2 separate regions of the Homo sapiens genome follow, and region 1 is linked to region 2. Evidence: chromatin loops called from intact Hi-C (ENCODE). Cell type or tissue: CD14-positive monocyte. All regions are shown on one strand. Links, peaks and the distances in the headings refer to the core of each region. The heading gives the core; the rest is flanking DNA.

Evidence for each region. A loop is a pair of places that touch in the nucleus more often than their neighbours do. Peaks named below come from ENCODE experiments on the same cell type or tissue, not always from the same donor. Only the 100,000 strongest peaks of a DNase experiment are listed, where the experiment ranks them.
Region 1: a loop joins it to region 2, with 3 times the contacts of the local background. A loop is called at or near these places in 9 of 110 quality-filtered maps.

The regions. Positions count from the first base shown.
Region 1 is chr1:53,283,107-53,298,637 of GRCh38, forward strand. It overlaps LRP8 (LDL receptor related protein 8), which reads right to left. Exons shown (of 19, transcript NM_004631.5): 3 at 6,461-6,583. It overlaps LOC105378726 (a long non-coding RNA gene), which reads left to right and starts at 7,406. Exons shown (of 6, transcript XR_007066090.1): 1 at 7,406-7,499; 2 at 7,807-7,916; 3 at 8,026-15,531. RefSeq lists enhancers at 11,445-11,986, 11,987-12,527. In CD14-positive monocyte, for the core only: no CTCF peak of the experiment used is centred there; no DNase peak of the experiment used is centred there; H3K27ac peaks cover 4,288 bases.
Region 2 is chr1:53,377,900-53,387,475 of GRCh38, forward strand. No RefSeq gene overlaps it. Among named protein-coding and RNA genes, the nearest start is that of LINC02812, 15 kb to the left of the region's middle. In CD14-positive monocyte, for the core only: no CTCF peak of the experiment used is centred there; no DNase peak of the experiment used is centred there.

The sequences.
Region 1 (15,531 bases), core at 5,054-13,053, 90 kb before region 2:
GAGGTGAGGCCTTTAGGAGGTGATTAAGCCATAACAGTACAGCTCTCTTTAATGAGATCAGTACTCTTACAAAAGAGGTCAGGGGGAGCCTCCTTGCCCCTTCCACCACGTGAGGATGAAGCAAGGAGGTGCAGTCTATGAGGAACGGGCCCTCACCAGACACGGAAACTGCCGGTGCCTTGATCTTGGACTTCCTACCCTCCAGAACTGTGAGCAACAAATGTCTGTTGTAAGGTAAGCAGGCCTTGCGGGCTGCCAGTGCAAATTCCGGGGGTGCCATTCACAAAGGTCATCACATAAGTGGCATACCCGGGCCACTTACTTACTACATACCCGGGCCACTTACTTACTACATACCCGGGCCACTTACTTACTACATACCCGGGCCACTTACTTACTTACTACATACCCGGGCCACTTACTTACTACATACCCGGGCCACTTACTTACTTACTACATACCCGGGCCACTTACTTACTACATACCCGGGCCACTTACTTACTACATACCCGGGCCACTTACTTACTTACTACATACCCGGGCCACTTACTTACTACATACCCGGGCCACTTACTTACTACATACCCGGGCCACTTACTTACTTACTACATACCCGGGCCACTTACTTACTACATACCCGGGCCTTACCTACTACATACCCGGGCCGCTTACTTACCTACTACATACCCGGGCCGCTTACTTACCTACTACATACCCGGGCCGCTTACTTACCTACTACATACCCGGGCCGCTTACTTACCTACTACATACCCGGGCCGCTTACTTACCTACTACATACCCGGGCCGCTTACTTACCTACTACATACCCGGGCCGCTTACTTACCTACTACATACCCGGGCCGCTTACTTACCTACTACATACCCGGGCCGCTTACTTACCTACTACATACCCGGGCCGCTTACTTACCTACTACATACCCGGGCCGCTTACTTACCTACTACATACCCGGGCCGCTTACTTACCTACTACATACCCGGGCCGCTTACTTACCTACTACATACCCGGGCCGCTTACTTACCTACTACATACCCGGGCCGCTTACTTACCTACTACATACCCGGGCCGCTTACTTACCTACTACATACCCGGGCCACTTACCTACTACATACCCGGGCCACTTACTTACTACATACCCGGGCCACTTACTTACTACATACCTGGGCCACTTACTTACTACATACCTGGGCCACTTACTGCACTACAGCAGGGCAGCAGTCCTGCACGTAAGCACTCCATTTTATAGATGAGGAAACTGAGGCTCAGAGAGACCAAGTAACTAGCCCAAAGATGCACAGCAGGCGAGAGACCGAGCCTGGGTTCCTATGACTAGAGCCTTGCCCTTCCATCAAATCCTGCATGCTCCAGAACCATCCCCAAACTCTCCTCACAAAAGCCCAGGTGACAGAAAGGGCCCTTGGCTGTACGCTCCACCTCCAGGGTGGACCTCCAGGTTCTACAGACCCCAGTGCAGCAAGCGGCTGCTTGAACTTTTAATGAATATTTATATAGTTAATTGCATAACCTTTCAGCAAGGACAATGATTAAACAATCTGTCTGCTTCCTTTCTTTATAATTAATAAGACATTTGCTGTGTCCCTAAATAGACAGCTCTAATTATAGGTTCTCAAGGATTCAGCAGTGCCTGATAACAGCCCTCCACCCTCAAAGAGCCAAGGCTCTTGGAATGCCAGGACTTGAGAGATCTCAGAGGTCACACTGATGAACATCCCTTGGAGTGGCAGGAGACCAAGGCCCAGAGAGCAAAAGGGACCTGCCTAGGGTCACACAGCTACTGGCAGTTGGGTATTCCAATTCCTGTCTCTCCTGGAACCTCACTGTCTCTCCTGTGATGTAGCTTTCCCCCAAAGGTAGGACTTGAGCCTGGCTCGCAGGGTCCCAGGTCAGGCCTCTCTACTCCACAGTCCTGGGAAGTTGGTCTGGGTAATGACTGACACATGGTATCACCCTATGAAGTGGATATTCTTACCTCCATTTTATGAATGAAGAAAGTAAAGCCCAGAAAGAGTAAGTTGTTTGTTCAAAGGCTAGTGGTGAGAGGCAGATCTGGACTTCCATCCCAGGTCCAAACACAGTGCTTAACTTACTGCACCTAACCACTGCACAAGAGAATCAAGCAGACCCTGTTGGTCTCCCTGGCACCACTGGCCCAGAGAGAGGTCACTGGAGGAAGGGGACTCACTGAGCCTTTGGGCAGGTTCTGCACGATGGCCATCTGATGTCCACTCTCAGGATAACTGAAGCCCAAGGGCCCCCAGCAGCATGATGTAGGAGAAAGAGCCTGGGTTTTAGAGTCAGACAGACCTGGATCCAAGTTTCATTTACTAAAACTAAGGTCCTTAGGCAACTACTGAACCTCTCTGCACTCTGGCTCCCCTCATCTGAAAATGGGGTTGAATAATCTCCTAGGGTTGGTGGATGGCTTAAAAGGGGAACCATATGGAAATCCCTACACTCAGAGCCTGGAACAAACTAGGAGCTCAGAAAACACTTGCCCTTGTTTTATTTCATGAAGTGCAAATGCCAATGGCTGGGGACGTGCCTGTTGTCACCACTGGGGAATGCACATTATAAGTCCACATGGTCCACCGCGATGCAGACCCCATCCCAGGACAGCCACTCCCTCTGTGACAGATGCCCCCGGAGGGGACCATATGCCTTTGGCCTGCTCTCCAAGTACCCTAGGTTCTGAGAGGCAGGAGTGAAGAATCCCACTGTCTCTCAGACAACAGGAACCCTCCAAAGCTGGCAAGGGGGCTTTTCATGAAACTCTGTATCCTGGAGTGGCTCACGGCATTTAAAGGCATTTAAATTCCCAGAGAATCCTGCCCCAGAAATTCAAATCCATTGGTACTTTCTCCAATTCATAAATTCACAAATTAACGAAAAGGGCAATGTCTGTTAAAGAATGAAAGTACTTGGCGGCTGCCCATTGAGGGAACGCATCTACAGTGTCAACCCACGTGAGTTTCAGGGGCAGATAACCTCCAAATGGGGACTGCCAGCTCTAAGGGACCAGAGGCTCCGGTGGTGAGAACTGCCAGTGTCACTCAATCCACAGGAAGCACAGCATGGGGCCACCCAAGGTGCAGAAGGGGGAGTTACACCAAGTTCCTTCAGTCAAGGCCAGGCAAAATGCTGCTAGCTGGGTCAGTCCCTAACTTACTGAGTGAGCTCAGAAAATCTCTGGGCCTCCATTTTCTGATCTATAATAGCAAGATGAGCCTGGTTAATCAGAGAGGCCCCCCTCCCAGGTGGAAAGGTTCTAAGATGCATGAAAAAGCCTCCATATTCAAATAAATAGCATCCAGAACTATAACTCACCTTGAACCATCCTCCCCTCCCCCACCCTCACCCCTCCCAACAGAAGCCTGAAGGTGGGTCAGAAGCCGTCCCCAATCAAGTGAGCTATAATTAGAGCTGAAATGCTATTGCCATTAGGCAAATGTTCTGGGCTTTTCCATTGTGACTCCTGGCTACATTTGATAGGTACAGAACACAGAACCAGAGGGAAACAGAGCTGGGAGAAACCCCAGCCAGCTAGGGACAGACAACATAATCGGGGAAAACACAAGAATTGGGACCTTCTCTCAAATCCCTTTCCCGCTCAATGCAACTCCCTTCACTGACACTATTTTAACACTGTAAGAATCTAACATCTTAATATCTAACACACTGTTGTGTTGGGGAGAGGGGGCTTGCAGCCAAAATATAATAATACAAATAACACTGCCATTTACTCCAGCGATGATACTTGCATTCTTTCATTTGATTCTCACAATCCCTCTAAGGCAGGTACCATTACCACATTTTACAGATGAGTAAACTGAGGTTCAGGATGACTGGGCAGCTTGCCCGAGGTCTAACAGGTTAAAAGACCTGAACCCAACTATATCCAATCCCAAACTCACTACACTTTACTGCCTATAATCTTTCTTTTAGGGGTAGGGAATGGGGCTCCATCCTGGGAGCTGGCATAGCCCCAGGAACCTGGTGGGCCGTGGAGGTTGCTATGGCAACACCAATTAAATGGATAGCAGGTTGGCTGCTAGGTTCTCATTCAGTTGGGAAGCAGTGAGCAAGCCTGCTATCAGGTCCTGCTGCCCCAAATTCTGCCTGACCCTGACCAGAGCTCCCACTCTAGCCAACTTCCTCCAGGCAGTCTTCCGCCTTGCCTACACCGACCAATGTAACACAGGAAGTGGGTATCATGGCTCTTGCACCCCAGCTAGCACAAGCAAGGGGGAAAGGGGGTCTCAGAATACTAAGAGTTTAGGAATCTAGGAATGGAGAAGATTCTGGAATTCCGGAGTGTTACTGATCAGGGCCCAGAGGGAGGTGGGAAGATATGCAGGGCTTCACAGTGAGTAGCTGGAAGAGCCCACAGGAGAGCTGGGCTTCTGTCTCCTGGGGTGCTGCCTTGGCTACTGCTCCCATAGACGCCTTATGAAACCTCAGAGAGCTCGAAGAGCCTTTTTTCATAAAAGGGAGACCTGCCATGGATAAGCTGTGTGTTTTTGAAGGAAGTCTATCAACTTCTCTGGGCCTCCTGTTGTCCCTCAACTGTGAAAAGCGGGCCTGGGAGGCAGGAGGAATGAGGCAGGAGGGCCCCTGCCCAGCCCAGGGGATGGGAAGGCAGCAGGTGCTGGGATGGGCAAGAGGGAAAAAGACAGAGGGACACATGAGTAGGGCAGTGAGAAGAGATGGTGAGAGGGAGGGTGAGGATAGGAGATGAGCAGGGAAGGGAGGCAGCCCAAGAGGGCAGGGGTGGGCGGGACCCCGAAGGGGACAGAATGGAAGATGAAAAGGGACATCCACACAAAGAGATAGAGACGGGGGTGGGGGTGGGGCAGGGGGAGAAGGGGAGCCTAGCCCTCAGGTAGCAAGGCAGCCCCCTCTGATAACCACGATGAGGCTCCTCTCCCTTCCCTTTCTGCCCCCATTGTCGGAGTATCTGCTGGAGTGAGGTACGGATGGAGGAGCTGGCTGACTGCAGTGAGGGAAAAGCTCCCTGTGGCCACAAACCCTCCCCAAGCACACACTCCAGGCTGCACACGACTCTGCCTCTTGTTAGCTGGGCAGCCTTGGGCAAGGGGGAGAACTGACTCCAGCCTCAGTTTCTTTCTCTCTACATGGGGATCCTCCTCCTTCCTTAGGTTGCCAAGAGGATGAAAGTCACAAGTGGGCGTGGCAGGGCTTTGTTCCTTCTGAAGCTCAGGACAAAGCACTGGGCTTCCCTCCTGCCTGGGAGCCTTCAGGACGGCATGGAGTTTGGCCACGTGGTGGGTAAGGAAAGGATGGGGCCTGCGGCATGGCTGGGGAGGCCAGGAGCAGCTGTACGAGGAAATGAGGGCTCCTTGTCTCGGGTGGGGGCCGCTCTTGCTCTGTTCTCTCTCTCTCCCTTTCTCTTTCTCTTATGTGGAGACTGGTAGCTCTGTTGCTAGGAGACAAGGAAACCCAGTTATCACCAGCCACGGCGTTAGATGGGACTCCGGTCTCCATTGTCCCCACCTCTGCCTCTGGGACGACTGTTACCCCTAAACAGGGGCTCCTGGGTCCCCGCCAGCCCCACTATCCTCCACATGCTTTTGCCTGAGCCTTTTGTCTCGGGCTCACGCTGCTGAAGCTCTGCCTCTGGACTGCTGGGTCCTTCCCCGCCCCCTTCTCATCTCCTTTTTAATTTAACAAATGTCACAGAATGACCTGCCGGGTGTAAGTTTGCTTTGAGGATTAGGGCCTGGAAAATAAATCATGGAGAGACAAAGCCCTGAGTGTAGGGGGCAGGCCTGGGGCTCAGCTCTGGCCTCTACCTCCCCCTGCCTGCCTCTGCTACCACCCAGCTGGCCATGGAGGCAGGAGCTCCTAGGCTCAGCCCACCCAGGGTAGAGGAACGGGCCAGAGCCTCAAAGTCTTGGCTGGGTAGCCTTGGGCAAGTCACTCAACCTCTTTGAGCTTCAGTGTTCTCCGTTACAAAACTCAGAAAATGACAGTATCTGCTTCATGAGGCTGCTGTGGTTATCAAAGGCATTAATGCACACAGAGAGCTTAGCACACGATAAAGGCTTAAGAAGCACCAGCTGCCACTGGCACTCCTGGAATTATGGTCGGGGTCCTCAAGAACAGCAGCAGGGAGGCCTGGAGGACACGCTAGGGCTCCTTCTGGGCAGAAGGGCTTGACAGGGCTGTTTCTAGCTCCTGCTGCCACAGAAACAGGGTCCAACCTACAAGAGGGCTGTGAAGAAAGTCCAGAAACAGGTCAGTAGAAACCAGCAACTAAATATATCTGTTTACCAGGAGCGCCCTGAGTGCGTGGCACAGAATGTTCAACTGGTTACCTCTCCTGAGCCTCACAGCCTCTCAAGGAAGATCTGAGGAGGAAACTGAGGCCCACCCCCACCCAGACTGAGGGGCAGGACTCACTGCAAGTGGCCTCGGACTCATCGGAGCCATCAGGACACTCCTCCTCGCCGTCACACTTCCACCGTTCGTGGATGCAGTGGCCGTTGTCACAGGTGAAGTCACTGTCTGCACAGGTCTTCTTGGCTGCAGGGCAAGGAAGAGAGCGTGGTGAGCCTGGGAGCAGTCAGGAGGGTGGTGGGCCGACCAGGATGTGCTTGGTCTGCAAACCAGGCCATGGACTGCCTTGCTGACCAAGGGCAGAGGACAGGAGAGACAAGCTTCTTCATTCCTTAGGCATCTGAACACTGCGTGAAGACAGGTGACATTCTGCTCTGCCCTCCAAGTCCAAGAGCTCAAACCCAGCAAGCATGACAAGATTTATCATACCCCACCACACTCCTGCTTCCCCTCAATGTCTAGTTCCACTGCCACTGTCCCCAGGAAGCCTTCCCTGATACCCTACAGCAGCTGCCTTAGCTCCTTCAGCCAGTTCTCAGTCTCTTTACCTGCCTGTCCCACTTTCCCCAACTGGACTGGAAGTCAAAGTCCCTTCTGCAGGCGCCAGGGGAGTTTGTGATCATGAATCCTACACATAGATGATTCCTTTGTGGCAAGATGAATGACGTATTTTGTGTTCAGAGCAGTCGGAAGAGGATCTACTGGGCAAGACACCCAAATCAGTCCCTGCCCCCCGGTGCCTACAGCCTGCAGGGTGACCTCCACACTGCTCTGGGGATCTCAATCCCACTTCCTCCTCCTCCTCCTCCTCCTATCTGTGTGACCTTGAGGATGTTCCTTAATCTCTGAGCCTACATTTTCTTATCTATATAATAGGGAGAAGAAGACAAAAGGCGGTGAGGAGGAGCAACAAGAAGTCGTAATGTATGAAGAACCTGCAGCAGACTCAGGCACATGGCAGATGCTGGAGAAGTGGCAGCTACTGTTGTTTTCAGGGTTTGAGTCTTAATTAGAAGCTGAAGGAATGGGGTTCTGTGTCCACACAGGGGATGTAGCAGGCTGAGAGCTCACAGCTGGTTACGGAGCTGAGATAAGAATGCAGGTACCATCCCCAGCCCGGTTCTTTACTGCCTTCTGTGTCTTGTCCTACGAGGAACTAGAGTTTCCAGATCAATGAGAGGAAACAGAGATGGATGCCCATGTCATAAGGTGCCCCAGCTTCTTCCCAAGCAGCAGCACAGCACTGGGCGCACCTAGCAGGCCCGGGGGAGAGCAGTTGCCCTGTCAGGACTTCCATGGGGGAACTGAGGCTGCCTGGCTACCCCCAGTAGGTGGTGGGGGTGCGGGGGTGTTGGAGACCGGGAAGGGGCCTTGAGCGCTCCACCCCTGACATCCTGCACCCTCTGTAGCAGCCCTAGGCCTCTGAATTATTGGGGGCTCATCTGCATCAAATCTGCATTGAACTCACACATGCCCTGTTCCTGCTGGACCAAGCATCCAGGACCCGCTACAGAACAAGGTGAGGAAGAGAGCACTGGGCAGGGAGTCCGGAGGTCTGGATTTGAGACACTGCTGTGCTATTTTGCTCTGTATCCTCAAGCACATCATGGCCCTTTTCTGGCCTACAGCTTCTTCATCAGGAAAAGAGAGGGTGATCTGGTGAGAGATAAGCTTTCAGGTGTGGTAGTTCGAGACCAGGAGGCCCAGAAATGAAGACGGCAGGGGGGTCTCTTTTCAGCCTAAAAGAGGATACCTCAGCACAGCAGTGACTTACCCCAGGCCTTGGGGCGCTCAGACCACCAAAGTCCTCCCCTGGAATGAGCTTGGGATGGATTTAACATCAGGGGCCACTAGGATGTGGCCTCTCCCCAGGGGCTTAGAAGTCCCGTGGCCCCAGCCTGCCCCGCTCCCTCATCTTCCCCTCCTCATACTTCCCAATCTAGCCCCACCTCAACTGCCGGTGGGTCCTCATATACTCCATGCTTTTTATACCATCATACCTTGCCCAAGCTGTCTTTAGTCTGAAAGCCCCTTCCCCCACCTCTCACCTTCTTTCCATTACACACTGGGCTTAAGTATCACCTCCAGTCTTGATCAGTAGCCTCTCCTGAGCTCCTACAATCCCCTGAATGTCCTTCTAGGGCAGAGGTTGGCAAACTTTTTCTGTGAAGGGCCAGATAGTAGCTATTTAGGCTTTGAGGGCCAAATGGTCTCGGTCACACCACTCAATCCTGCCACTATGGGGCAGAAGCAGTCAGAGACATTAGATAAATGAGTGAGCATGGTTATGTTTCAATAAAACTTTATTTACAAAAAACTGGTGACAGGCCAGGCCTGTGGCCTGTATTTTGATGACCTCTGCTCTAGATCATCACTGATTGCGAGTCCAACATGGTTTGCTTTCTTCCCTGTCCCTGCAGCACAGAGACTGTCAAATTCAGCAAGAATCCAGCTTGGGGTAGGTCTCAGTGCGGGACACTGAGCTAAATGCGAGCACAGCCCCCCAGCCTCTGCTCCATACTTACAGTTCTGGGGCTTGCCTTCTCCCTGGGAAGCCACTCCCATGGACCACCTTTATTCAAATCTACCCACAGGCCCTCTGGGTGCTTCTGGGGCTGCAGGCCTGCTCCCCCTCCTCTGGGGAGCCTGGCAAGGATTTGGTGAGAGAGACTGTGTCTCTGAATCTGTTCCATGTCTGTCCTTCTCAGTGGAATCTTTGCAGTACATCTGCATTCTAAGATGAGTTTTCTTCACACTTTGCTTAGAAGAATGCCTCTGTACGTGCAGAACTAGAAGAAACCTGAGGAATCAGAGTCCACCTTCAGATGGGTAGATTGAGGCCCAGAAAGGGAAAGGGGCTGGCTGAGGGAAATACAGCATGGCAGGGATAAGAACAGCTCTCCTGCCTCTCAGCCCAGGGCTCTGGAGAGGCCCTCCCTGTTTCCTGCACTGAGAGGTCATCGTCAATGATAGATGCGAATACCACCTATTGGTAAATCATAGTCCATAATCATCTTAAAGTAAGTACCAATATGAACCACAGCACCTGGGGAATTTCCTAATGTGAACACCAGTGGTTTTCCCCCCACAAGAAGCTCAGCATCCAAAAAAAGAAACGTATATCCTAGTTTTCTCTTTTTCTCGTTCTAACACTCACTAGGTGCTTCCTCTGTGCCAGTCTCTGCCAGGTGTTTTTACCCAAGAAACCTCATGGCAGGGGGCCTGCTATGTACTCATTTGACATATGAGGAAATCCAGACCCAGAGATGTTAAGTTACATGTCCAAGGTCACAGCTGGGGGGAGCAGGGTCACAGTCTGAACCCACAGTCAGATGCCTGCTCATCTCCACCACGGCTCCCCAGTCAAACATTCAGCAGTACCAAATGTGGAAGAAAAACCTTACAGCAGGTGGGAAAGCCCTGTGCAAGCTTCAGTTCCACATTCAATGAACCTTGCTTCTGTTCTACGTTCTGCACTGAGAACACAGAATCAGCCCAGCCCAGTCTCTGGGAATTAAGAGCAAGTAGGCAAGTCTGGCAAGGATGTGTGGTCAGACAGTGCCCAAAACAGCAGGGCAGGCTTGAAGAAGGTGATGATGGGGCTCTGTTGCTGGGCACAGGACAACCAGATACCCCCCAAAAACCCTGCCCTCCCTGGGATTCTGAAAGCCTGGGGGTGATCTTGTCCTCCTCCATGTGCCAAGCCCTGGCAGGCACTGGGCAAGGAGGCCAGAGCAGCCAAAAACACCACTGCTGTCCCAAAGGGCAGCTTTGAGGTCAGCCCCGCCCAGGAAATGGCAGCTGCAGGGAGAGTGGTGTTTTTGGCAACAGATTCGGTGGTGTTTTTGGGAACAGATTTGTTCACTGGCTGGACCAGCTTGGAGATTTTCCACTCTGGCTCTGGCCTGGCACCTTTCACCCAATATCCCAGTGACTCCTCACAGCTATCTTGGTAGCTGTTGTTATTAATCCCATTGTACAGAAGAGGAAATTAAGGCTTAGAGGTAAGGGTGTTAGGTGGCAGAAGTGTGATTTCAACTGTGTGTGGCAGCTGCCAAAGCTTGATCTCTTTCCACTCAGACCCTCAGCCACCTCAGTGTTACCAGGCTAAGAATGAGGACCCCAGAGAGTCCTCAAATGTACTGAAACATCTCTCAGGTCTCCTGGAATGTGCCCAGAAGTGTGCAGCAGAATAAACCCAGGCCTGGGACGGCTTTTGCTCTGCTAATGGACAGCACTTTCAGGGTGGGGACTAGACTAAAGCACGCTGGAGGGCCCCATTGGAAGTGTGACCATATGGAAGGATCTGGAGTCAGAGTGGAGACTGACTCCTGGCATAGCCACCTCGGGGTGAACCTGGGCAAGTGGGGATGTGGCTTTCCCATGCAGCTTTGTCACAAGGACAAAAGGCAAAAAGACTCTTCTGGGGGATCCTGGTGAACACCCAGTGTCAGGCCGTTCAGTGCAATGAGCCCAATAGTCCCTCGTGAAGAGACCATATCAGCCCTGCCATGAGATGAGGGCTGTGCCGCCATTCTAAGGCTGTCAGAGAAAGCCATGCCAGACCCCTACTCTGCTGGCCTTGGCTCTGGTTCCCAGGGTGATTCCCCAGCTGGGCTCAAGGCCATGGCTCCCTGTTTCCAGGGATTTATGTCCCCCCATGCCAGTCTGCCCCTTGGACAATGCCCACCTCTGTGAGTCCCTCAGCCCAGGAGTGATACATAGTCAACCAGGGTCTGCGACATCATAATCTGGTGCCATGGCAACAGATGGGCTGCCACAAAGGACTAGGGGATTCTAGGGGCAGTGAGGAGGGGCTGACCCCAGGGTAGAGTAGGGGAGAGTGGGAAATCCAGGACAAAGGAAGTGGGAAATGCTATTTATAACAAGAACACGGGCCAAGGAAAGTGCCAGACAGTCCATGGTCTATCAAACTGCGCCCTGCCACTTGTAGGCTATGTGACCTTACACAAGTTACAGGACTCCTGTGAGCCGCACTTTCTTCGTCTGCTTCACGGGACACACAGGGTCATTGTGAGAAGCAAATAAGCTAAGGATGGCCCCAGGGCTTTATGAACTGAGAAGCAAAAAGGTGCAAGTTAGAGGTGTGTGAAGTCACAGCCCTGGCCCCAGCTGCCGTGTGTGTAACACTGGGCCCATCCGTCAAACCTTCTGAGCTTGCCTCCTCCTCATCAGGAAATGGAGGTGTGGCGCTGACTAAGTCTTAAGGCCCTCTCCACACTCAGTGTCTGTGATCCTGTGAAACTGTTAGAATCACTCAGCACTTCTTGGCTTCCCCCGCCTCCAGAGACATCCTTCCCTGAGACAGTATACATCCTTCCCATGCTGCTCCCCACCCACACGCATCGTGGAGCCCCGGTGCAGAGAGAAGGCTCCAAAATAAAGATTAGTCCGGGCTGCCCAGGGGCACTGCTCTGTGCAGCTTCCTCTTGGCAATCCGAATGTCCTGCCGTGTTGGACTCCAGGGTCTTGAGGCCCCCTACGTGGGTCTCCCATGTTACATGCCTGGAAGCCAAGGCCTAGTGAGAAGTGACTGCTCAAAGCCACAGCACATGTCTGTGGGAGGGCTGCACTTGAACCCAGGTAATGACTCCCAATCCCACTTTGTAGCCAGCAAGCCAGGCGAGGGCCACCTGACCTGGCCCAGGGGTCAGGGAAGGCTTCCCAGAGGAGGGGCACTGTGTTCAAGGAAGAGGAGTCAGCCAAGCTGTGGGAGTGAAGAGAGCAGGGAAGAGCATTCCAGGAGGAAGGATAATGGGGCTTAGGGGCATGGAGGAGCGAGCAGAGTGACCATTAGGGGCTGGGGACAAGGCAAGTGGCAAGGGACCTGGAGCTCCACCAGGCCAGGGAACAATTGACCCTGGTGGAGTTGTTCACCAAGTTGTGCACAAAGCTGCCCTGCAGAGGCCCAGCACAGGGGCCTGGCTTTCCTTGAGCTTGCCCAGGGACCCATCCAGCCTCTTGCTAAACACAGGGCTGCTCTCCAGCAGCCAAAAAAACCCAGGGCTCCAGGCTGCCAGAGCTTCCTTTGGGATTTCGTGAGGCCATGCAAGACAGAAAATCGGCCCTTAGCAGAGGAGGGGAGGGGTAGGGGGCAGGACAGAGCCCAGGGGTGGCCATGCACCAGGATATTTGGGATAGACACTTATTATTTTCCCCCTTGGAGATGCATGATGCCCACGGTTTATAAAGGCCCTGGGAAGGACTGCAGTAAAGATATCTGATTGACGGTTTCCTCCAGCCTTCCAAGCTTGTTTAACCAAGGAACTCCTTTTTCAGATGCCACATCTGTTTATTTCCCAAGAAACAAGTGGTCCAATGAACCACACCTAGGAAAACACTGCTGGGGCACAAGCCTCTCATCCTACAGATGATTAGATGAGGTGCAGAGAAGGGAGGGACTAGCCCGTGTTGACACAGCAGCCTGGTAGTTGTACTTAGCCGTCTGTCTCTGGGCCAGCCCCACTAGGCCATAAAAAATAGAACAAAGTGTTCACAGAGCATGGAGCCCAGAGTGAAGCTGCAGGGACCCCACTGGAGACCCCAATCCTCAGAGCAGGGACACGTCTAGAGAAAGGCCCTGGAAAGAACAGAGAGAATTGATACCCAGCCACCTAGGACAGGGAGATGAGGGAGCTGTCAGCCTTACAGGCTCTGACTGATCTCTGGTTTCTGTGGACAGGTCTTGGGCTCTAGAGAATGTTCTCTGAAGGCAGAGCAGCGACCCCTAAGAAAGGTGGATTCCAGCTCAACATTGTTGTTCAGCAAGCTGGGGCAGGTTCTTTCCCCTCCTAGGGCAGTTGAGAGGCTGAGAGCAAAGGTAAAGCCCCTAACTTGGAGAGCTGGGTGCACAGAAGGGACTTGGATGTTCCCACTTCCTCTCCCAGGCCTGGGCCAGCACAGGGTGGCCTGGCTCTGGCCCTAAGGCAGTTGGGCCACTTGTACCCGGGTCGGGGAGATGAAAGGGCTGCTCCCACCAACAGTTACCCTTCGACAGAGCTCGCCATGCCCCAGCGTTGCCAAGACGACCGCTTCCAGCAGAATGCAGATCCGGGGTGGGGGCAGGGGGCGTGCCAGCCCGCCCCTGGCCTACTAACCTGGCAGGCAGATTTAAATGACAGTCCAGGAAGCTACTATTAAACTGTCACCCCAGTCAACAGGATGACAGACCCAGAGTGTTCTCTGGCTGCAGCAACGACAGAGCAGTAATGAGAGGGGGAGGAGACCGTGGCCCAGAGCAACCTGCACCCCACCCGGGGGCCCTGGCCTGACGGCCGTCCCACTACCAGAGCCACCCTCTCAGGCTGTGGCGGGTCCTGGCATGGAGCTGGGGCTCAGCACAGGGCCTGGAAAACTATTTTTAAGCAGAGGAACCCTTTTCCCAAGTGAACCCCCAACATATAAGACAGATTAAAATGGAGCTGCACGGTTGGAAGTGGTGGTGGGGGTGATGCCCAGAGCCCATCGCCAGCAGATCTGGGGTCCAGCAGCACTGGATTCAAATCCTCCATCGCCAGCAGATCTGGGGTCCAGCAGCAATGGATTCAAATCCTAACCCCTCCCTGGACATGTGATGTTCCTAAAGCCCTCAGTTTAAAGATCCCGTGGGTCCATTATAACATTGCAAACAGCTTCCACATGGCTCTGCTTCTGACACTCTAGGGACCTACGGTTCTAAGGCTGTAACACTCTGATTTGCACCCTAAGCCCCTGTGACAAGACTCCATGACAGCTACCGCCAGAGTCGGAGATGTCGATAAGCTGCGGATGGCAGCCTCTGATGCCTTCCCTGAAAGGAACTGTTTATCTGAGTCCAGAAGTCCACATGCGGACAGTCTCTGACTACTCAAGGCTCGGCGGTTCCCAGAAGGCGAACGGTTCCCACAGTGTCCTGACAGTAGGGTGCAGGAGCCAGCACCCGCGTGTGGTGGGCGGGACTCGGTGCGTGGCTTTGTACTGCCCAGCGGGCTCTGGGGCTCAAGCCACCATCATCCATCAGCAGGCGACATCTAAATTCGCCCTCTCCCCCACCTTCCCATCCCACCTGGGGAGACTGAGAAGCTGCAGGTGCTGAGGAGGAGGGAGACACACGAAGGGCTCCAGCCAAAGGATTCACCCCATTCGGAATGAAGAGGCTGCAGCGGAAGGAGCACTTTTTGGTGAGGGCGGCTTTGCTTTCAAATCGGGAAGAGTTTCCCTCAAAATTTTCTGGGTTCTCTCCTCCAACCCATTCCACTAAGGAGTTACACAATTCTAACCAAGCCAGATCCTAAGACCATAAATCTATTTATTTCCCAAGAAACAAGTGGTCCAAACATGAAACAAGTGGTCCACCTTTGCCCCAAAACACCAAGGCATGAAAATGAGGTTGCAAAGATCAGGAGGCCCGAGGAAAGACAAAATGGGAGGCAGCAGCAGGGCCCCCAGCGGTGGAAGGAGTGTCACCCCTTCCCATTCTGGGCCTCAGTTTCCTCAGGTGAACACATCTCTAAGGGCCCCCTCCAGCTGACCTTCTGGATTAGTGACCCCGTCACACGGAGGGGTTGTGGATCTTGGTGCTGTTCCAAGTCCTTCCAAAGAGGTCATCTGGGGCTTCCCACAACCAAGCACCTCCTCCAGGCCCCAGTACATCCCAGCTGCTCTCAGATACTGCCGGACCCTGGCCCCACTGTCACCAAGGGAGGCCCAAGCCCTTGCTGGGGTATGTAGGCCTCCCTGTCACCACAGGGAAGAAGAGCGTCTCCGAGGGACAGACCGACAAAGGCGTCTTCCTGTCCCAGTGATTTGTGGTTGCAGGAGGTATTGAACGAGTGACAGCTGAGGGGCTGGGAGGAGGTGGGTATGGGGGAGAGGTGGGCAGGATGGGATCAGCAGGAGTCCCTGGCTGGCGCCTGCAAAGGGACCAAGCATTACGCAAGGGGTGCTGCTGAGAGCAGGCAGCACGCTGAGAAGATGACCACGTTCCTGCCCTCTCCCAGGCTCCAGCCAGCCCCACCCTGGGTTTTGGCACTGGGATTGTGGGTTCCAGAGAAACAGCTAGAAGAAAACTCATGACATTCTTAAAGTAGAAGCTTCCAGAGGCCAGAAGGCAAGGCCAGGAGACCCTTTAGGCC
Region 2 (9,576 bases), core at 1-8,000:
AAAATACAAAAATTAGCCAGATGTGGTGGTGCGTGCCTGTAATCCCAGCTACCAGGGAGGCTGAAGTGGAAGAATTCCTTGAAGTGGGAGGCAGAGTTTGCAGTGAGCCAAGATCATGCCACTGCACTCCAGCCTGGGCGACAGAGTGAGACTTTGTCTCAAAAAAAAAAAAAAAAAAAAAAAAAACTGCTGGGAAGGAATGCTGCCCACGGGCTGGGCTAGCCTAGACCCTGAGACCCTGAGCAGCTCTACAGCCTGGAAGGACCCAGCACTCAGTCCCCAGTCCCCAGCACCCCTTGCAGTCAGGGCATCCTTCCCCAGGTGCCTCGGCTCTAGTGGCCGAGTCCAGAGCCCTGCTTCCAACACTCCTCAGGGCCATCTCTGTCCCTAACAGTACACCGTGCTGTGTGCAGCTCAGGGGATACGAGGGTGGGCCTGGTCCTAGTGACCTTGAGTGCCAAGTTAAGGGTTTCAGACTGGATGTGGCAGAACAAGGCAGGAGGCAGGCAGGATTTAGGTAGGCCTGCTGAGGGTCTAAATAGGTTTGGGAAGGATTTAAGGAAATTCTTAGCTTCTCTAGTGTGGATGAGCAATGGGTTACTGAGGGGAGCAGGAAATGTTACCTTTGAGGCTGACATCAGGGAGACCAAATTTGAGCCCTCTCAAATCCCTGCCTTGATGTTTTCTGTGCCATAAATAGGATCTATTCAAACATCCTTCCACCTATTCATTCCACCCATCCATCCACCCACCCACCACATACAGAGTCTATCCTCTGTGTTCAGCAGGGGACTCTATGGACCTTGGCCTGAGGATGGCTTATTGAGGCCACAGAAGGCAAGTCTATCATCCTGTGTCTGGACACTACCCATGATAATAACTGCTGTGTTTAAGGGCCACTGGATGCCATGAGCTGTGTTACGGGTCGCATATATATTCTCAGCACGGGCTCCCACAACGATCCCATGAAGCAGAGCTGGTAGCCCATTTACAAATGAGGGCCCTGAGGCTGAGAGAGTTTAAATGCCTCATGCAAAGTCCTGCCATTCATAAGTGGCAGGATTAGGACTTGAATCCAAGTCCATGTGACTCCAAAGTCTCTCAACTCCTTCTAATGCCTAAAATGTGATGGGGCTTTAGAGGGAAGGGGTATGGATCTGGGCACTTGTGCTTGTAGATTTGATGCGTAACATACAGGCCACGTGTCCAGTGCCTGCTCTGCCAGATTCAACCACTTGTTGAGTCCCCCTGCAGGGTTACGGGTGGGGACTCAGGGCTCCTGGTGGGTGCAGATGATCCATGAGAACCAAATCTGGAAAAAGACTCCTGGCATATTGTAGCGTGAAGTGGTTCTTCAAGTGGCCAGATTTAGTGTTCCCAGGTTGGAGAGAAGCAGACACCATGCATTAAAAATGACAGTGGGCAGTGTAAATTATCAGGCACAGTGCTTAGGTTTATGGACTTTGTCCATAATTCTTGCTCGGTCCAGTGTGATCAGAAATGAAATACGTCCAGGCCGGGCCTGTTACTGTGTGTGGGCCTGGCGTCTTCCGGCTTATGTATCCTTCCTAATCCACTTGGTAATTTATGGGGTCCGCCAAAAAGCCACCTGCCACAATGCCTCTTGGATTTCTTCAGCTGAGGATCATGCCTCCTCCCTTGCCATTAGGGCGCAGAAGGCAGAGACAGCAAAAGTTCTTCTGTTGAAGGTGCAGGGAGGCAGGTTGGAGCTGCACACAGTAAATTCTGGCATGACCCTTCTGTGGTCAGATCCCTCTGAGAACAACTCAGGAGATTAACTCACAGTGACCTTCAGTGCCTCTGAGCCTGTCAGTCTCCACTCCCCCATCCAAGACTGGACTTGATGATGCAAATGCCAACTCCAGTTGCCGGGTACGGCTGCCTGGAACAGAGAACTGACATTGATTCAGAGGAGCCTCGGCTTCATGAGAAAGATGCTTGTTTGATTAGTAATGTCTGCCATGGTCTTGAGATGCAGGGAGTGATGCTACACACACCATGTGCTTGCTGTCCCTAATAGAGTCCCCCAAGGGCCTTTTAGCTCTGACATCGTGGCCTCTGTTGTGCCCTGTCTGTATAATGGAGGTGATAATTGATATTCCCTATTTGTAAACCTGGGGGTTAGACCAGGAGAATCAAGGTCTTCCTCTGTGCTCCTGCAGCATTTTGTCCATGCCACTGTAAGCCAGTACGTGCGCATGCTAGCCTGGGGTACTCTGAAGGCTGGCATCTGATTTATCTCTGGGTCCCTGGCAGCCAGCACAGACATACGCACAGAGTGAGCTCTAGTGAATGTTGATGAATGGATGGATAGATGGGTGACTATATGGAAAAATGCATGAACGAATGGATGGGTGGAAGGATGGATGAATGCATTGCAGCCTCACAGGGTGGTGGTGGAGATTGACCCCATGCTGTTAAACGTCTGGGGAATGGGGAGGCAAATGGAATGTGAAAGATAAGATGTCAGGGTGCTGAACAGGAGGAACAAGGACATGAGGCTGGAATGTGGAGGGAGTGTGTGGGGGCCTGAACCCTGTCCAGGAGATAAGCTTGCCTAGGCTTCAAAAGAGGGCTGGCTGCGGGTGGGGGCTGCCTCCAGCAGAAGGCACAGGGAACAGGGCACCAGCACTGGTGATATTGGTTTTGTTTAGCAAACTATGACTGTCCTTGTTGCTTTCTCTGATGATCTACGTAATGAATTTTCCTGATAAAAACATTCACGCAGAACAGCGCAATTACACAGAGCAAACAAAAATCACTCCAGATCCCACCACTGTGAGGGAATCACTGGTAAGACTTGGGTGAACCTTTTTCAGAGACTTCTCTATGCACCTAAACATGTATGCACGTGCATATATATTATACAAATACAAAGCTGCAAAAATGAGGCACTCCTTTATGTGCTGGGCTGTAACCTAATTTTGTCATTCAACGGCATGTTAAGAATGTATTCATCTGTATCATCATTTTAAAGGTGAAGAAATTCAGCTCAGAGATGGGAGGCCATTCACCCACATATCTACCCTGTGGATTTTCTCTCCCTCCCCCAGCCCCTTCCTTCCTTCCTTCCTTCCTTCTTTCCTTCCTTCCTCCCTCCCTCCCTCTCGCCCTTCCTCCCTCCCTCCCTTCCTTCCTTCCTTCCTTCCCTCTTCTACTTCTTCCCTTCCCTCCTTCTTAAAGGAATAAGTTCACTGGAAGCACAGAAACAAAGAACTGTAAGTCTTACCATAGAGTATGTAAATGGATGACATTTTTTGTTTGTTTGTTTGTTTAGAGACAAAGTCTTGCTCTGTCACGCGGGCTGGAGTGTCATGGCACGATTTTGGCTCACTGCAGCCTGGACCTTCCAGGCTCGAGTGACCCTTCCACCTCAGCCTCCTGAGTAGCTGGGACTACAGGCATGCCCCACCACATCCAGCTACTTTTTTTGTAGAGACAAGGTCTCACTATGTTGCCCAGGTTGGTCTCAAACTCCTGGACTCAAGCGAATGGATGACTTTTAAATGCTGTTTTCATTTGACTCCGTACTCCAAAAGCAGTCAGAATGAAATATGTAGTGCTGCTGTGCTGTTACGCGTAGATCTGTGTCTTTTCTCTTCTTCTGAAGAGCCCAAATTGCTTAATTAAAAGTGCAACAGTGCATCCCTGGGACTTGGGGGTGGCAAGTGTGATGCAGCAGGGCTTGAAATGTGCTTTGCTGTGAGGCTTGTTCTGTGTCTCTGCTGTTGCTGGGGAAAGAAGATGTCCTGGATGGCCTGCTGGTCTCAGGATGAGGATGAGAGACATGGAATGCAGAGCTACTCCAGCCAACCCACAAATTTGGGAGTGAGAAAAAAATGTTTATTGATTTGCACCACTGAGATTTTGAAGTTGTTTGTTCTGCTGCAATAGTTGACTGATAGATTGAGAATGGACCACTAAGTAACTCAAGCTCTCTGGTCTCAATTCCCTCATCTGAAAAATAGGGATAGTAATGACCTAACTACCGGGCCATTGTATGAGTCAAATGGATGACTAACTGCACAGTTGGTAGTAAGCACTCGATACCAACTCTTATTAGTGCCTGACCTTCGCGTGATGTTTTTCAAATCACATAACCCACTACTGAACCCAGAAATCGACTTAGTGCATCACCACTAGGGTTTTCTTTTGATATGATAGACTAGAAATTGATCACAATACTTTGCAATTAGGAAGGGTAAATATTGTTTTGTGGGACTGTTGTTTCAAGGTGTGTGTATAAAACAAATTCCTTTCTGTGTGTCACAGTTAAAAAAATTGACAAGCCTCTGCTGAGCGTGGTTGGACTGTTTCCTTCCTGGTTGTTGGTCCTTGGCCAGGAGACAGGAGCAGAGGTGGGGTGGGAGTTGGGGAGGGACACCAAGGGAAAGTATTAGGATCGTCATTTTCAACGAATATTTATTGAGCTCCTCCCAAGTGAGACAGTGTCACATCTGGCACAGAGTTTGCACTCAATGAACAGCAGCCATTAGTTATTAATATCATTATGATTGTGCTGTTCCCAGTGTCTAATTTTCATCTCATTCATTTATTCATTTGCTATTCAACAAACGTTGCCTGAGTACAGAGTGATGGGGACATAAAGATGACCCAGGTGTAGCCCCTGATGCTGCCCAGAGGCTGGTTTTTGTGTTGATTGACTTGTGTCCACCCTAGTGAGGGGTTAAGAGCTCCAAATCTGGAGCCAGACGGCCTGAATCTGAATCCCAACTCCTCTACTAACCATCTGTGTAACCTCGGCCTCATCCATAAAGTGCAGACATTAGTAATGAGGTTGCTGGGTGTGTTAAATACTCACTTAGGCAAAGCACACAGAATGCTGTCTGGCCCACAGGATGCACACAGTGAGGGTCTGTTGGCTGTTATCACTGCTGCCAAGGTTCAAGCGTGTGACTTCGAAAGAACCCAGGAGACACATGGAGCCCAGGATGGTAGCACACTTCATCTCAAGTGCTGGTGGCCTGGAGTGCTGTGTTGAGAAGGATTCTGCGATCGGATCTGGGCTCAGTAAATAAAGCCCTGAGTAATTAGGGATGTTGGCATGAGCAAGGAAGCGAGAACGGGGGTGCACGTTTCACCTACTTGCCATCCCTGATCCAGCCCAAGCTTCTGCCTTTACAGATAGGGAACTGAGGCCTCAAGAGGGGAAGGGGCATGCCCGGGTCACAGCTGGCATTCTTCTGGGATGGGACTCCTGACTTCATCCAGGGCTCCTGCTGATGATTCTTCCACCGTGGGAGAACGAGAGGAGCAAGAAAGCATTTTCCAAGGCACTGTTGGAGCCTCTCCCCCTTGGCACCCACTCCTCTAGGAGTTCAGTAGCTTGCACCAGGCTTAATTGAGCTAGGGAACATTTGAGGCAAAATATGGCCCTGCGGAGAGCAGCCGCTTGAATGGCACTTTTTGGGATGATGAATGTACTTGTTTGGATTTGAATGAGGCAGAATCAGCAGATACGGTATTGCACTGGAAACCGATGGGGTGGAGAACTCTCCTTTTTTCCCTTGAAAAAGCATGATTTTTTATATTGCAATTAAACAGCCCTTTGGGCTGATTTTGCTTCTCTACTGCTGACATCGAAAAATGCCAAACAAAGATAGCGGCTCGCTCTCCTTGAGATGCACCTCCAGAGATGGGGAAGCAGCTGCTGTGTCTCTTGGGAAAATGGGGTGAGAGATGCCAGCTCTGGGGTCAAGGGCTGCCGACACCCTCTTGGGAAATGTGGCTTCCCAGGCTGTATGCACATGACCTCCAGGCATTTGGGGGACCCCAGCCCAGCTTTTCCCATGAAGGATCACCAGCCCATGCCACAAGTTAGCTCTTCTACCCTGGAGCCCATGAATGACCCTATTTGCTAAGGACCCCAAAGACTGTGTATCTGAGATTCCCCACTGGGAGCCTAAGGTTTTGAGGGCTGGACCTGGCAAATGGTCCTGATTAGGGGTCACTTCAGTCCTGTGGGGGCACTTGAGGCTATTGAGTGCCCAATATCTGAGTCCCCTTCCATCTGCGGAGGCATTTCAAAAGAGTTGAGATGCAGGGCCATACCTCCCACTGTAGAAATTGAGGCAGAACAGGTGCTCTCCTTTTGGCCGGGTGCAGTGGCTCACACCTGTAATTCCAGCACTTTGGGAGGTCAAGGCAGGCGGATCACTTGAGGCCAGGAGTTCGAGACCAACCTGGCCAACATGGTGAAACCCCATCTGTACACAAAATACAAAAATTAGCTGGGCTTGGTGGTGCATGCCTGTAATCCTAGCTACTCGGGAGGCTGAGGCATGAGAAATGCTTGAACCTGGGAGGTGGAGGTTGCAGTGAGCCAAGATCGTGCCACTGCACTCCAGCCTGGGTGACAGTACGAGACTCTGTCTCAAAAACAAAAACACAAAACAGAACAAGTGGTCTCCCCTCTTCTCCCTGAAATCTGGGACATGGGTTCAGCTGGGAACCATGCTGGGACCTTGGCTCCGGAAGAAAGGACCATATGAGGTGATGGCAAGAAAGTAAACCGTGGAGGTTAAGAACATGGGCTCCAGAATGAGCCAGCGGGTGGAATCCTGGCTTTCCCACTTACCGGCTGGAATCTTGGCCAACTTGTTTTGCCTTTTATGCCTCAGTTCCCTCATCTATAAAATGAGTTAAAACAGAAGAAGCCTTTAGCACATGCCTGGGCCCCATGAGGGTTCTGCAAAGATCACTTGTTGCCGTTATTTGTGATGGTGACAATGGCAGTCTCGCAGAGGGAGCCGAGTCTTCTGTGTGACTTGCTGCCATGGTGCGGGGCTGCCAGGCAGGGCCACCATAAGTGGCTGGTTCAAAGGTACAGTGGTGGCTGAGTCCTCAGTGGCCTGGCCACCCTTGGCTCAAACCAATATCCTTTCAACTGGAAGCACTTTCCCTGCTTAAGTTGGTTACGTCTGCTTTTGTGGCCCTTAACCAAGGACCCTAACTGGTCCACACCGTAATTAATCCACAGCATGGTTTAGAGGAAGCTTCAGAATCAATTTGTGTGGTCAGGGCTGCCTTGGATTAAGAATGCAATATCCGTTATCTGCTTGATCCTTCACAACCCCCAGGAGGGACACAGCACCTTCTGTTTTCCACTTGCTCAGTTAGTACTTGTAGATTCACAAATGAGATAAGAGACAAGAGGACTTGCAGTCAATTAAAATAACTTTGCCACCAGCTGAGTATAACAGAATCCTTAGCAGACCTCAGTTCAAATCCTGTCTCCATCACTTTCTTTGGATGAATTACCCCCCGCTCCCCGGTCTTGGTTTCCTTATTGGTAAAGTTAGAAGAATGATAACCAGAGAATTCCAGAAGAGAATACTGTAATGCAACATGCTGGCAATGTTGGTGGGCAGGACAGTGACTGATCTCACTAAAGAATTTGTGGTTCTTTCAGAGGTCGGGGCAGGAAAAGGGCACTGGGACTTGGGGGCAGGGGTGTGGGCCTGAGGGCAGGAGAGACCTGTGCTGGGCAGAGGGCCTACTCCACTCCCTCCAGGACGGAAGCGTGGCCTCTGTGTCACTCTTGGCTTTCAGTATGCTCAGACACTCCGTGGTCAGTCCCAGGACTGAAGTGTTCCTTGGGGCTTGGCACCTGTAGGCTATCTCAGCCACCCGGCTCCCTTGGGCTTCTTGCAGAGAGAAGGGTGAATGGGCTTCTATTAGCCAAGCAAATCCCAGTGGTTAGAAGAAATGGTTCCAGCATAGTCAGACTGTCCAGATTAGAATCCCAGCAGCACCACCAACTTGCTGTGTGCCCTTGATCAAGTTAATTCACCTCTCTGAGCCCTAATTTCCCTATCTGTCCCTCACAGGGTTTTTGCGAGGATTAAGCATTTAACGCCAAGCCTCCTCCAGATCTCTCCCAGAGCTGGAGGAAAGGAAGCTCAGTTGGAGCAGGAGTGCAGCTAACAACAGGACTTGGCTTGCTCTGGGCTCAAGAGAGAGGCCTTGTTGAGGTTCACCAGTATCTGGAGCAAACCACAGTCTGGCTCCAGTGCTCAAGATGGTGCCTGATACAAAGACAGTAAGGGCTCCTCAAGTGGGAGCTGTAGTTATTACGATTTTGGGCACAGGCCCTCATTCAGAAAGTGGAGGAGTTTAATTACAGGCAAATTGTGAATAATGTGATTCTTTCATTCCTGTAACTGTGACTTTGAGACACCTGCTCCATTCAAGAAAAAAATAGGTTTAAATTGAAAAACGCTTCTTCTGCAGTCCTTAATCACCACCTCATTGAAGTGCGTGGTACAAAACGTCTTCTGCTGAGGAAGTCTGAGAGTGACAGGAAGAGCGTGAGAGGGAGGACAGAGCCCCTGCGTGGGGAGGGCCGACCTCCTTTGACTTGGCTGGAAGGGGGACTATCCTGACATGGAGCAAGATCGATGACACTTGGCCCCAGCCTTGACAGAGCATTTCACATTCCTCTAAGTGACATCTATGAAAAGTTTAAAAGCATAAAAAGCATAAAAATGCTTATTTGAAAATGTTGAGTGAGAAGAGCAGGATATAAAATTAGATGGCCAGATGATCACAACTATCTAAAAACAAACGTAATCTCCTTCCCAAGATGGAATAGCAGGGGCCAGATTAACCTTCCCAGATGAAACAACAAGCCAGACAAAATACAGGAAACAATGAATTTCAGACATTGAGGACCAGGCAGCTCAGACAGTGGCCCCCGAGGGAGGAGACTCAAAGGCGAGCATGTTGGATTGCCCAGCTGCCAGCCTGGGGAGAGGCTGCAGGGCAGGAGGGCACCAAGGTGGAGCCTACCCTCCCTGAGTTGAAGAAACAGAGTGAAAGTCCAGGGAGCCATGGCGCTAGCTTTCAGAGGGCAGAGGATCCAAGAAGGGAAAGCTGCCCACAGAGAAAGTTCCGGCAATTTGCAGATGGCCTCCCTTGTGCCTTCAGCTGAGCACTGATCAATGCCTGTGTGAGAGGAGATTACCTAAGGCTGCAGAAAAGCCACCAGAAAGGAGCGCGGGAGTGACGCCTGGACTCACACAAGATAGGGAATGGTTTGTCACAATAGTCATAGATACAAAATTCTTAACCAAATGTTATCCAGTGGAATCCAACAATATATTGAAAGGTTGATACATCATGGCCAAGTGGAGTTTATCCACTTGGAGTGTAAGGAGTGTAAGGTTGGTTTAATATTTAAAAACCAATCAGTGTAATTCAGCATATTAATAGACTAAAAAAAGAAAAATATATGATCATCTTAATAAATGAAAAATATTTTTTATACAATCTGGTCTCCATTTATAACAAAAATTGTTCTCAGCAAACTAAGGATGGGAGGAAATTTTCTCAACCTGATAAAAGGCATCTACAAAAATTATTCAGCTAGTGTCATTATTAATCATTAATGGTGAAAGATTGAATGCTTTCCTCCTACAATTAAGAATAAGGCATGGATATTCTCTCTATCATTACTATTCAACATTATACTGAAGGCTCTAGCCAGTGCAATAAGGCAAGAAAAAGAAATTACATGCTTACAGATTAGAAAGG